2 separate regions of the Homo sapiens genome follow, and region 1 is linked to region 2. Evidence: read pairs that join two places in POLR2A ChIA-PET (ENCODE). Cell type or tissue: Caco-2. All regions are shown on one strand. Links, peaks and the distances in the headings refer to the core of each region. The heading gives the core; the rest is flanking DNA. Region 1 has its middle 19 kb from the start of BCL6. Region 2 overlaps LPP (LIM domain containing preferred translocation partner in lipoma).

Region 1 (5,385 bases), core at 302-5,301, 520 kb before region 2:
ACACACCTTTGACATATAGGTGGTGAGGTGTAGAAATATTTGAGAGTTGCTTTGAAGTTAGAATTGGCAACATTTAACAATGAATCAGATTAAGCCAGAGTGTGTGGTAAAAGAAAGAGAGGTATCAAGAATGAATCCCAAGTTTCTGAATTGGGCAGCTGGGCGAATGTGTTTCCACTTACTGAGTTAAAAAACAAACAAACAAACAAACAAACAAGCAAAAAACACTGTAAAATGAAAATCTTTTGGAGGTGGAGAAATTGTTGAAAACTCTGGTTTGAACAACTGAGGTAGATGGCAAAGTAGGCAAGGTGATATTCAAGACTTGGATTCAAAAGAGATGTCTGGCTTTGAGATATGCATTTGCGATTCATCAAAATAGAGGTAGTATTTGAAGCTAGAAGAAAGAGTTGGCTTTCATATCAGATCAGGTGTTAAAAAATAGAACCAAAAAGCAGTGAAAGTGGAATGGTCCTTAGAAATACTCAAGTTCAAACTCATTTCTCGATTGATAGTGAAATCGGGGCTTTAGGGAGGAAAGTCACTGGTGGAAATGGGGTTGGTAAGAAACTAGGTCTCCCTTCTACTGGACCAGGATAGTTTTTGTTGTTTCACAATATTTTCTCCACATTTGACATCAAAATGGTTGAGACTGAGAAGCACTTTCTATGAGATATGTTCTAGAGACGTGGCTTATGGTCTTACCTCCTCATTTTATATTCTCACCTGCTGTATTGCGAACTACCACACTCTTATAACTGACCTGTTCCCCTCTGCCTTTAGTCAACTTGGAATCTTTTCCCCTGGTTCCTTACTTATTGAAAAAGAAGGTACAATCATCCCAAATGAACATACCTGGGCAATCTGATGTTGAGAAGGTCCAAATCTTAGAGAGATGACTGAGCTGCTGAACACACATCGCTGTGCTATTTCATCCTACTCAGCTTAGCACTTATGACCCCCTGTGACTATTTAGTAATTGCACTGTCTCTCCTCTTGAATGTGAGTGCCTGGAGGTCAGTAGCTATTTGTTTCTTCTCCTTGGTATCTTAATCCTCTCCTGGTGCCTAAGATAAGCAACTTACCCATCTCGCACATGTTTTGAAGGAAGAGGACCCAATAGACTGAGACTTTTACTGGAGTTTATGCACCTTTATTTATCTTCTCATATTTTCAAGTAAATACATTTAGTTAGCACATACTATGTGTCAGGGAGAGTGCAAAAGGTTGTAATTTTGTTCAGTCTGAAAATGTAGTTATTATGTAGAGGGTGTTATTAGCTGTTATACAATAAATTTAGGTTTATTCATGTGTATACATTTGCTTTGCATACCTTCCATCCAATTCAACAAATATTTAATGTACACTGACCATGTGTACGGAGGTAAAAGAGCAAACCTCTGTCACTTAGGGCCCCAAAGCTGGTGGGGGAGGGAGATATAAACAAACACACAAGCAATGACCAGAGCTACAACTGAGCTACAATCAATATACTTTGGTTGACTTCGAGAACATGATTGCTTCAGAGATATAAGAAAGTTTCTTGGAGGGGTGGGGTTTGAACATAATAATAAAATAATGCAAAATGATAAACATATTCTTGAAATAATAGACATCAAAACAATAAGCATAGCCTTGAAATAATTATGGCTAGCATTTTATATAGTATGGAGTATATACTGTTCTAAGTACTTAACACTTGTTAATTTAGTCCTTACAACAATCTTATGAAATGGGTATTTTTTTTTTATCCCCATTTTACAGACTGGAAACTGAAGCACAGCAAGGTGAAGTAGCTTGCCCAAAGTCAAGCAACTAATAAAAAACAGTGCTGGGATTTGAACCCTAGCAATCTGAAGACTTTAATCTTAGCTATTAATGTTTTACTGCCTTATGAATGAAGGATAGAACTTCAACACGCAGGTTAAAGAGAGGAAGTATGGGGAGGGAAGGCTTTTCGTACAAAAAGAAGGGCTGAAACCATGGCACAGGGATTAGACATATACCTAATAATGCTTTATTTTGTTTGAGCCATCTAGTTTTCAAAGGACTTTCTCAGCCATTCTTTGTTTCTCATCATGACTCTGTGAAGTATGTGGCAATTAGTACTCTCATTAGAAGATAAGAGAATCTGGACCCAGAACGGGAAAGGCACTGGGCTAGTGAGCAGCAGAATGAGGTTCAAAACCTGGTCCTTTTACTTCAAACAAGAGTCCCAACAACTAATACATTTGCTCAATGCTCTGAGCAAAGCTCTGTGCTAACCTTTTCCTGTATCTTCTAATTTCATCCTCATGATAGCCCTGAGAAGTAGATGTTATTGCATTTCAAAAGGGGAAACAGTTCAATTCTGCCTCTACTAGGAACCCTGAGAATGGAGTATTACCTGTGCATTAGCACATGCAGCTTCTCTGAGAATGGAAAATCCCAATTAATATCTTTGCCAAAATCTTCCAGTCACTCCTGCATGTGGCCAACTTTCCTGCATGGTGAAAGTCAACATTCAAATATGAAACTCGGCTTCAGTTTCCAAGAACTGATTGCATTATTAAGAATTAGTTTCTGAAAGTGGGCTTTGTGAATCTATGTGGGAAGGGCTACGAATCAGACTGGCTGATAATTTGGTGCAATTGCTAAAATACTTGATGCAATTCTGGACTGCATTGGCGGCAATACCATCTCCAGCTCAGTGAGCACCCATTGTGTAGGGCATAGTTCTAGGCCCCCAAGGGAGAATATAAATCAATGTCTTGAGAGAGTGGCTCTATCATGGATCCAGCAGCAAGCATGTCAAATGCTAAAAAAAGACAGTCAGGTAGGAGCTGGGTAAAAATTCACAGCCAGCCCCACAGCCTCAGGCAACAAGGGCTGAATTCCCAGCCATCGGCTTTGTTTATGCATGTTCAGTCTGGGAACCAGGTACGGAAGGCTCTGCGTTCAGTCCTGTTGTCTTCCAAATTTGATTACGGTTCTTAGGAGACAGAGTCATGACCTCAGCCTGGAATGGCAACATTTAAAAGAGACAACAAAAAAGAAAGATAAGATGACTAAAGCTCTTAGTTTAAGAGGGGGTAGAAGGGACAGAGTGAATTTGGGAAGTTTACACTTGATTTTTAAGGCCAAGGGTATCATGAAGAGCCTTGTGTTTGAATGCTGTTGTCAAGCCTTTAAAAGTCTTCCCTGCATGCTGATTGACAGCCAGAGGTATGGGATTATTTCCTCTATGCCTGTTGCCTTGGCTTGCTCATTTGTAAAAGGTGAAAGCAACTACTGCTCTGCAGGTATTAAGGATTAAATGTGGCAAAGCATAGTAAATGTCTTGTAAACATAAATGTGTACAAAGTAGACTGTTTTATATACTGTCCAGCTATCCCAGCTTTCTGGTAAAAAATGGGACTAGACAGTTAGACTCATTGAATGGAATCTTAGATATTGTCTGATCCAACACCTGAATGTAGCAGATGAGGAGGGGAGGAAGCAGTCTGTGCCTGGCCCAAGGGTACCCAGGACGTTAGAGACAAAGGGAGAATTTGTGGGTATGAGGAAGAATGAAATACTGAGAAACAGTGTGAGGTGGTACTCAGTCTGCTGAGCCCCTTCCAATGTAATCTCATTTCATCCCGACAGGAGACATGCAGTCAGGTATCTTCATTTCATAAGTCAGGAGCCAGAGGTTCAAAACGCAAATAGACTCCCTGAGATGAAGAGCCAGTAACCAGATGAAGGAGGTTCAAACCCAGGTTGAAATAAATCCAAAGCGCACGCAATTGACTTTATACCGTCCTACCAAATTTTCCGCATCTTTGCAAATACCTATTTCTGAGGATATCCATAGCACCTACAGAAAACAGTGGCAGCTAGAGAGGGAGTTTTTTATTTCTATTTTTTTTTTAAACATCTGCCTATGAATCACTGTGTAACTTTCCTTTATGCAGTTCAATCTTCAATCTAAAATGGCTAAATGCACCAGATGACCCAGGCCTCCTGCACCCCTCACATCCTGTGATTGTTGAGTCACACTAAAGGGAAAACAGTCCTCTTTTGCCTCCAAATTCAAGCAATTCTAAACTATACAAATGATTTATTTAAAATTGTATATATGCCTTTTGTGGTTATCTGAGGCAAGTGCAAAGAGATATGCCTTCTATTTCCTTTCATCAGCACCCAGTAGGTACCCTGTAAATTTTCTGGTGCATTCACTTTCAAAGTAAGCATTCTGTCAGCTTCCTATACATGATTACAGGCTATTTTGGGAGACATTTCTCTGACATCTGGGCCCTGTATCCATCCATCTGTACATTCATCATCTATACAAATGAACTTACATACATAATTATCAAAACAATACTGTTACTATACATGCTATATATATACATATAGATGTATGCATATATTCAGTGAACATTTATTTATTTATTTATTTATTTATTTTTTGAGACGGAGTCTCGGTCTGTCGCCCAGGCCGGACTGCGGACTGCAGTGGCGCAATCTCGGCTCACTGCAAGCTCCGCTTCCCGGATTCACGCCATTCTCCTGCCTCAGCCTCCCGAGTAGCTGGGACTACAGGCGCCCGCCACCGCGCCCGGCTAATTTTTTGTATTTTTAGTAGAGACGGGGTTTCACCTTGTTAGCCAGGATGGTCTCGATCTCCTGACCTCATGATCCACCCGCCTCGGCCTCCCAAAGTGCTGGGATTACAGGCGTGAGCCACCGCGCCCGGCCAGTGAACATTTATTAAGCCCCGTTATGTGACAGGCAGCAGGTAACTTGCTGCAAAAGTGTTGCTAGTTAAAATCTAGACTAGGTTTACTAATTATTCAAAATAATCATATTTCTTATACCACTGCTTTTTTTTTTTTTTTTTGACAGATTCTCACTCTGTTGCCCAGGCTGCTGGAGTGCAATGGCGTGATCTCTGCTCACTGCAAGCTCCGCCTCCCATGTTCAAGTGATTCTCTGCCTCAGCCTCCCGAGCAGTTGAGATGACAGGTGCCCGCCACCACCCCCAGCTAATTTTTGTATTTTTGATAGAGATGGAGTTTCACCATGTTGGTCAGACTGGTCTCAAACTCCTGACCTCAAATGATCCACCCGCCTCAGCCTCCCAAAGTGCTGGAATTACAGGTGTGAGCCACCATGCCCGGCCTTTATACCACTGCTTTAAAAAAAAAAAAAAAAAAAAAAGATTCTGATGCTTAGAAAGACCACTGGACATTGATCCAACTTTATTATTCTTACGCTCTTACTAAAACTTTAACTCAAAATCTTGGTTTCTTCTAAATTGTTACCAGGCACTGCTGAAAGGAAGCATTCATAGCACAAGGCAGTGACCTAGACAAGGATTAGGATTCATGGGTTTAGAGGCACACTGACCTTCCTTCTCAC
Region 2 (5,385 bases), core at 197-5,196:
CATTTATTACACACGTACTATGTTCCAGGCACTGGGTAAATTGCTTTCTATTGTTCATTTCATTTAATCCTCAAAGCCAGCCTATGCAGTAGATACTAGTGATCCATATTGGATGGATGAGGTATGGATGGATTAGAAAGGTTTATGTAGCTTACCCAATGTGGCACAACTTGTAATGGCAGGGTCAGACTTAGAAACTAAATCTCTCCAATACTAGCTTTTGATTTTATTTTTACCCTACTCACCCCTGATATTCGTCCCCTGGCCTTTTCTGCTTACCTGGCTTGGAGCAAGTCCTCATCTGCCAAAGACTATGTAGGTGGTTGGAAGGAGTGCTCTGTCCTCACCTCTTCCTCCCATGGCACCTGCAGCCAGAGACCTGCTGTGTGTGCTATATACTCTTCTGACCTCTCTGATTCTGAATCGACTCTCAAGGCTGAATTGGCTGACATGCATCTTCTAGTGGATTCATTGTTTTTCATGGTTTACTTGGTTTATGACAAGCTAGGGACAGCTTGACATTTGCTTTCCCGTCAGTGGTCTGGGGACGTGCACAGAGCTGCTTGTTTCAGATCTCCTCTCGGTGTTTCTCTACACTTAGTGAAGACTATATAACCATGGCTCTATTATAATACAATACGTTATAATAAGATCTAGGGGCATTCTCGAGAACTTGGGAGCAATCTAAGAAAGGAGAGTGAGGTTGGAGAGAGGCGTGTCCTTTGCATCTTCTGGTAGATGATGGTGGAGGCTGTGTAATAACACGCCAAAGCCTAGCCCACTTGAAAGCATCACGCTCTCCAGGGAACTGCCTCAGCCTGGGGCACTTATATTATCCATGCTTAGCATTTTTGTATTACTTTACATTTGTGAACTGCTTTCCCATGATTTATTAGCTGTTCTTGTTTTTAATAGCCCCTGGAGGTACATTGATATTCAGGCTTCTGAGAATGTAAATGCACAGGGAACGTTCATCTCATCAGATATTTTTGGATCTGGGTTCAGGACTCTGACCTCCTGGGATGAGGCCATTTGGGGTCACTGCCTCCCATGGATTAGTAGGAGATCAAGTGGACTTAACTTCAGCTCCTAAAGTCTCCAAGGCACAGCCATGGAATGACTGCAGCTATTTAAGGAAATGGCGTAGAAGCCATTATCCAAAGAGCTGGATTCCAGTCCTGACTCTGCTGCTGACCAGCTTCACTGGCCTTGAGTAGTTGCTTTGCCTACCTATGCCTCAGACTCACCCTCTATAAAACAAAGGTAACCTCTCAAGTCCCTTTAGACCCCCCATTGTATTAAATATAATTCTGTGACTTTGGACTCCTTCTCTGGAACCCCTTGGGTAGCCAATGAATTATATGACAGGGAACATGGGTATAGATATAACCCATTAGGGGACTTGAATTGAGAAGGTGCTCACCTTCCTTTCTCTAGGATTCAAGGACCAACTGACAATGATATGCTTTCAGATTCATTTTAAGAAGCACACAATCCTCATTCACTATAAAAGTAAGATAGCGAGTGGAGCTGTTAGAGGAAAGTCAGACTGGAGCCAAGACCATCATTTCTGTATCTTCTGGGTGTTGTAGAAAGTAATTAGCAGGCTTGATTATCTCACTGGTTCAACACACATTTTAGGGATGTGATGTAATGTGAGGAAACATTTAGTTGTCAGATTTTAGGGCTGTATCAAATTTATTCTTGCAGGAAAAGTCTAGTTGTCCTGGCAACCTAAAATTGATTTCTTTTTGCTCTTGTCAGCTGAAACTGGTCCCCTTTGAATCATTCCTCTAATTTAATATAGAGAGCTGTGTGTCTCCACCTGGTGACCGAATCATTTTTAATGACAGGTAACTCCAGCAAATGGCTCCTCTTTCCTACCTGAGCCAGAAGCTATAGTTTATTACTACCTTCACCCTGTGTTGTTCTCTTTGTGTTTATTTATTTGTCTGTGGAGTGAGGTGTGTAAGTAAAGTGGCATTCAATTAATTAAGAGTTTAATCAGGCCTGTAGAGCAGTGATGTAATTGGCAGCCAATCACTGCCTTTCGTTTTCAGTGACCTCCTAGACATGAGTGGGATTCGAATGGGCTCTGGAAGAGGGAGTCCTTTTGTGTGGATGTCTAGCATTTTTGTAACCCGAAGAGGGTGATGTAATGGCCCAGATGAAAGGAGAAAGCGGAGCTGCATGGCTGCTTTCTGCCTCTGTCAGTCATCTCTATCAAGGGGGTGGGTCATCTATGAAGGGTGGAATCGACATCATTAGGAAGAAATTGATGCCTATGACAATTGAAGAGGTTGTGAGAGAGCAATTTGCTTTCCTTAAATGGTTGCAAATTTCATGGACCACGAATGCCGCATCTCAGGATACAGAAGAGAACTTCTGATGGGGAACGGCTACCAGTAATTTTGAGGAAACCCAGAAATCAGCAGAAATGCCAGAAAGTGAGGAGACGAGGAAATAGGTATTATCAAAAAAGTCCAGTGCCCATCCCCCACCCCGCCCCCAAACGAAACAGGTATCCAGAGTCTAGAATCTGCTGATTTCATTGTGATTCCAGTTGTCGACGGTCCTATGTAGACAGGTGATTTGTGAGTCTTTGAAAGGAAGTAGTGTTCACCAAGAGCCAGAACAGGGTCTTAACCAGTTCCCGTTTTGTCTGGGTTAACCAACTGGTGGATTAACACGATGACACAGACATAGTGGGGAGAATGTGGGCTTTGGAGTTGGATTGTCTGGATTTAAATCCAGAGTCCAGGTCATTGTATACAAATGACCTTAGGCCAGTTGTTTAATTTTTGTGACTCAGCTTCTTCTTCATGTCAGTTCTATCCTGGGGCTAATGATAGGACGACAAAGGAATTTTTTTTTTTTTTTTTTTAAGAGGGAATCTTGCTGTGTTGCCCAGGCTGGAGTGCAATGGTGCAATATCTGCTCACTGCAACCTCTGCCTCCTGGGCTCAAGCGATTCTCCTGCCTCAGCCTCCCAAGTAGCTGAGATTACAGGCGACAAAGGAATTTTTGAAGACAAAATGAAATAATGCATGTGAAGAGCTTAAAACAATTTGCACATATGAATTATTTAATAAATGTGGTTCTTACTACTGTTTGTAGGAAGACATTTGAATTTAGTAAAGCACATAAAAGCCTTTTACATATGTATGGATAAGTCCGTAAACAAATACACACTTATTAGTGATGCGGGTTTAGAAAGAGTATATTTCTTGGTGGCAGAAGTTCCAAAGTCAGGCCAGGCATAGTGGCTCACACCTGTAATCCCAGCATTTTGGGAGGCTGAGGCAGATGGATCACTTGAGGTCAGGAGTTTGAGAACAGCCTGGCCAACATAGCGAAACCCCGTCTCTACTAAAAATACAGAAATATTAGCCAAGCATGATGGTTCGTGCCTGTAATCCCAGCTACTTGGGAGGCTGAGGCAGGAGAATCGCTTGAACCCAGGAGGCGGAGGTTTCAGTGAACTGAGATCACCCCACTGCACTCCAGTCTGGGCAACAGAGGAAGACTCTACCAAAAAAAAAAAAAAAAAAAAAGCTCCAAAGTCATATTGCAAGGATGAGGACATAGGTAGGGAAGGGGAAAATTTGTGACCATTTTTGCAACTTTCCAAACTCCTTTCTCCTCCCCCATCTTTCTTTCTTCCAAGAAGTTACCGTCATTAGCAATTTGCCATGTGTCTAGTTTTTGTCTCACATTTATATACCTGTAAATATATGTTTATTTTTTGCTTTAAAAACCTCAACAGTTATTTGTATAAAATTTAAATTCTTTGTTCTTTCATGAAATATCATGACTACAAACATTGAAATAGTTACTCCGAATTGCAGTCACATGTTTTACTTGTATATAATCATTCTTATAGGCAGAGGGATAACTGTAACCTTTTCCCTTCTCCTTCTCACCTTGCCCTTTGGGAGACGTTTCTTCCCTTTTTTTGTGTCTTTCTACCTTGTCCTTCTCCTCCCCTCCTCTCTTTTCCCTTCCCTTATATTCTGTTTTCTTACCGTTCGTCTCCTTTTCTCTCTCCTTCCCTCCCTCCCTCCCTTGCAATACTTTCCTACCTTTCATACTTTCTTTATTATATTTTTAGTCTCTTGTCTTTAGCTTAATATGGGGCTCAGTGGCCAGGCGTTTACATAATATTGTGGGTCCTTGAAACATCAGGTCTTGGACACCTAGTCTCAGCTCTGAATTGTCAGGTTCCTGCTGATATACTTTCTGGGTCCACTGTTGCTTTGTATTTAATACTGGAGGTTGTGATAACATTGTCCAGCTTCAGGAGGCCATGGTAGCGCAGGAGGGATGCATGTGTTGTGTAGTTCCTTGTCTGGAATGCAGGGTGACAGGAGGTTGGCTTGTGTACACATGTTCATCTCCTTGGGCTACTGGAGAGGGAGTCTTTATTTTGGTGGGGTGCTCCTAAGAGCAGTGAGCTCAGAGCCTCTGTCTTGAGACTTGCTGTGTGTTTTCTTGGCCTCCCAATGCTCCTGGCATAAGTGACATCCCTGCTTAGGACCCTACACTCATGATTTCAGGCAACCTTTCTGCCTTCCTTTTGGCCCCTGCCTCTCCACCCCATGTTCATATTCTTCATCCCAGGTGCAGTGCCACCCTGCTGGCTACCTCTGCCAGGCAGCATCCTTCATGCTTAGCTCAAATTCCACCTTCTCAGAAACATCTGACTTCACATTTGGTGTCAGTCTCTCTCCTCCTCCATTTCCCATCACACAGTTTGTACTTTCAGAGATACTTTCATACACCACCTTGTATTCAATGGGTGGTATCTGTTTCTGAGTTCTGATCAGAGGGCAGACATCTCTGATCCTTTGGAGGCTAGCTCAGTAGCTGGCATTTATAGGCACTCTGTAACTGTTAAATTGAATTACTGAGGAGGCCTGAGGGGTTGGAAGGTCAAATGCAGTTAACCCAGGGAACTAGAAGGGCCCCTGGGAACTTGGTTTTGGAGCATGGCTTTTATGAGCAGCTATCAGCTTTTCCCCAGGCTCCTTCTTAATCCTGTCTCTCTAGAGGCACAAGGAGAGGTGGTGTTTGCTTAAGATGCTGGTGGCATTCCTAGTGAAGTTAGGTCAGAATGTGCCATCTCTTCTTTAGCTCTCAACTTCTTAGAGTGTCAACCCTCCTCATATTGGAAAAGCTTAGCTTTTAAAAAGGAGAAAGTGGTTTACATGATGACCTCTGAATTTTTGACTTTGATTATTAATCTTCTTGAAGAAGACTTTGCAGTTGCCCCTGTTACAAGGAAAGCAGACATGCCAAGTTGCTGCATTTGTGAAATTGAATGAAATTCTGGCTGCGTTTTATGGCTCTGACCTTTGGGAACAGTCCAGGGTCAGACTGCTCACA

Evidence for each region. ChIA-PET counts read pairs that join two places held together with the same protein. Peaks named below come from ENCODE experiments on the same cell type or tissue, not always from the same donor. Only the 100,000 strongest peaks of a DNase experiment are listed, where the experiment ranks them.
Region 1: POLR2A ChIA-PET joins it to region 2 with 9 read pairs; 5 of 35 experiments call an interaction of 5 or more read pairs at or near these places.

The regions. Positions count from the first base shown.
Region 1 is chr3:187,761,579-187,766,963 of GRCh38, forward strand. No RefSeq gene overlaps it. Among named protein-coding and RNA genes, the nearest start is that of BCL6, 19 kb to the left of the region's middle. In Caco-2, for the core only: no CTCF peak of the experiment used is centred there; a DNase peak (open chromatin) is centred at 2,883.
Region 2 is chr3:188,278,069-188,283,453 of GRCh38, forward strand. The region is part of intron 2 of LPP (LIM domain containing preferred translocation partner in lipoma); the gene reads left to right. Among named protein-coding and RNA genes, the nearest start is that of FLJ42393, 100 kb to the left of the region's middle. In Caco-2, for the core only: no CTCF peak of the experiment used is centred there; a DNase peak (open chromatin) is centred at 5,013.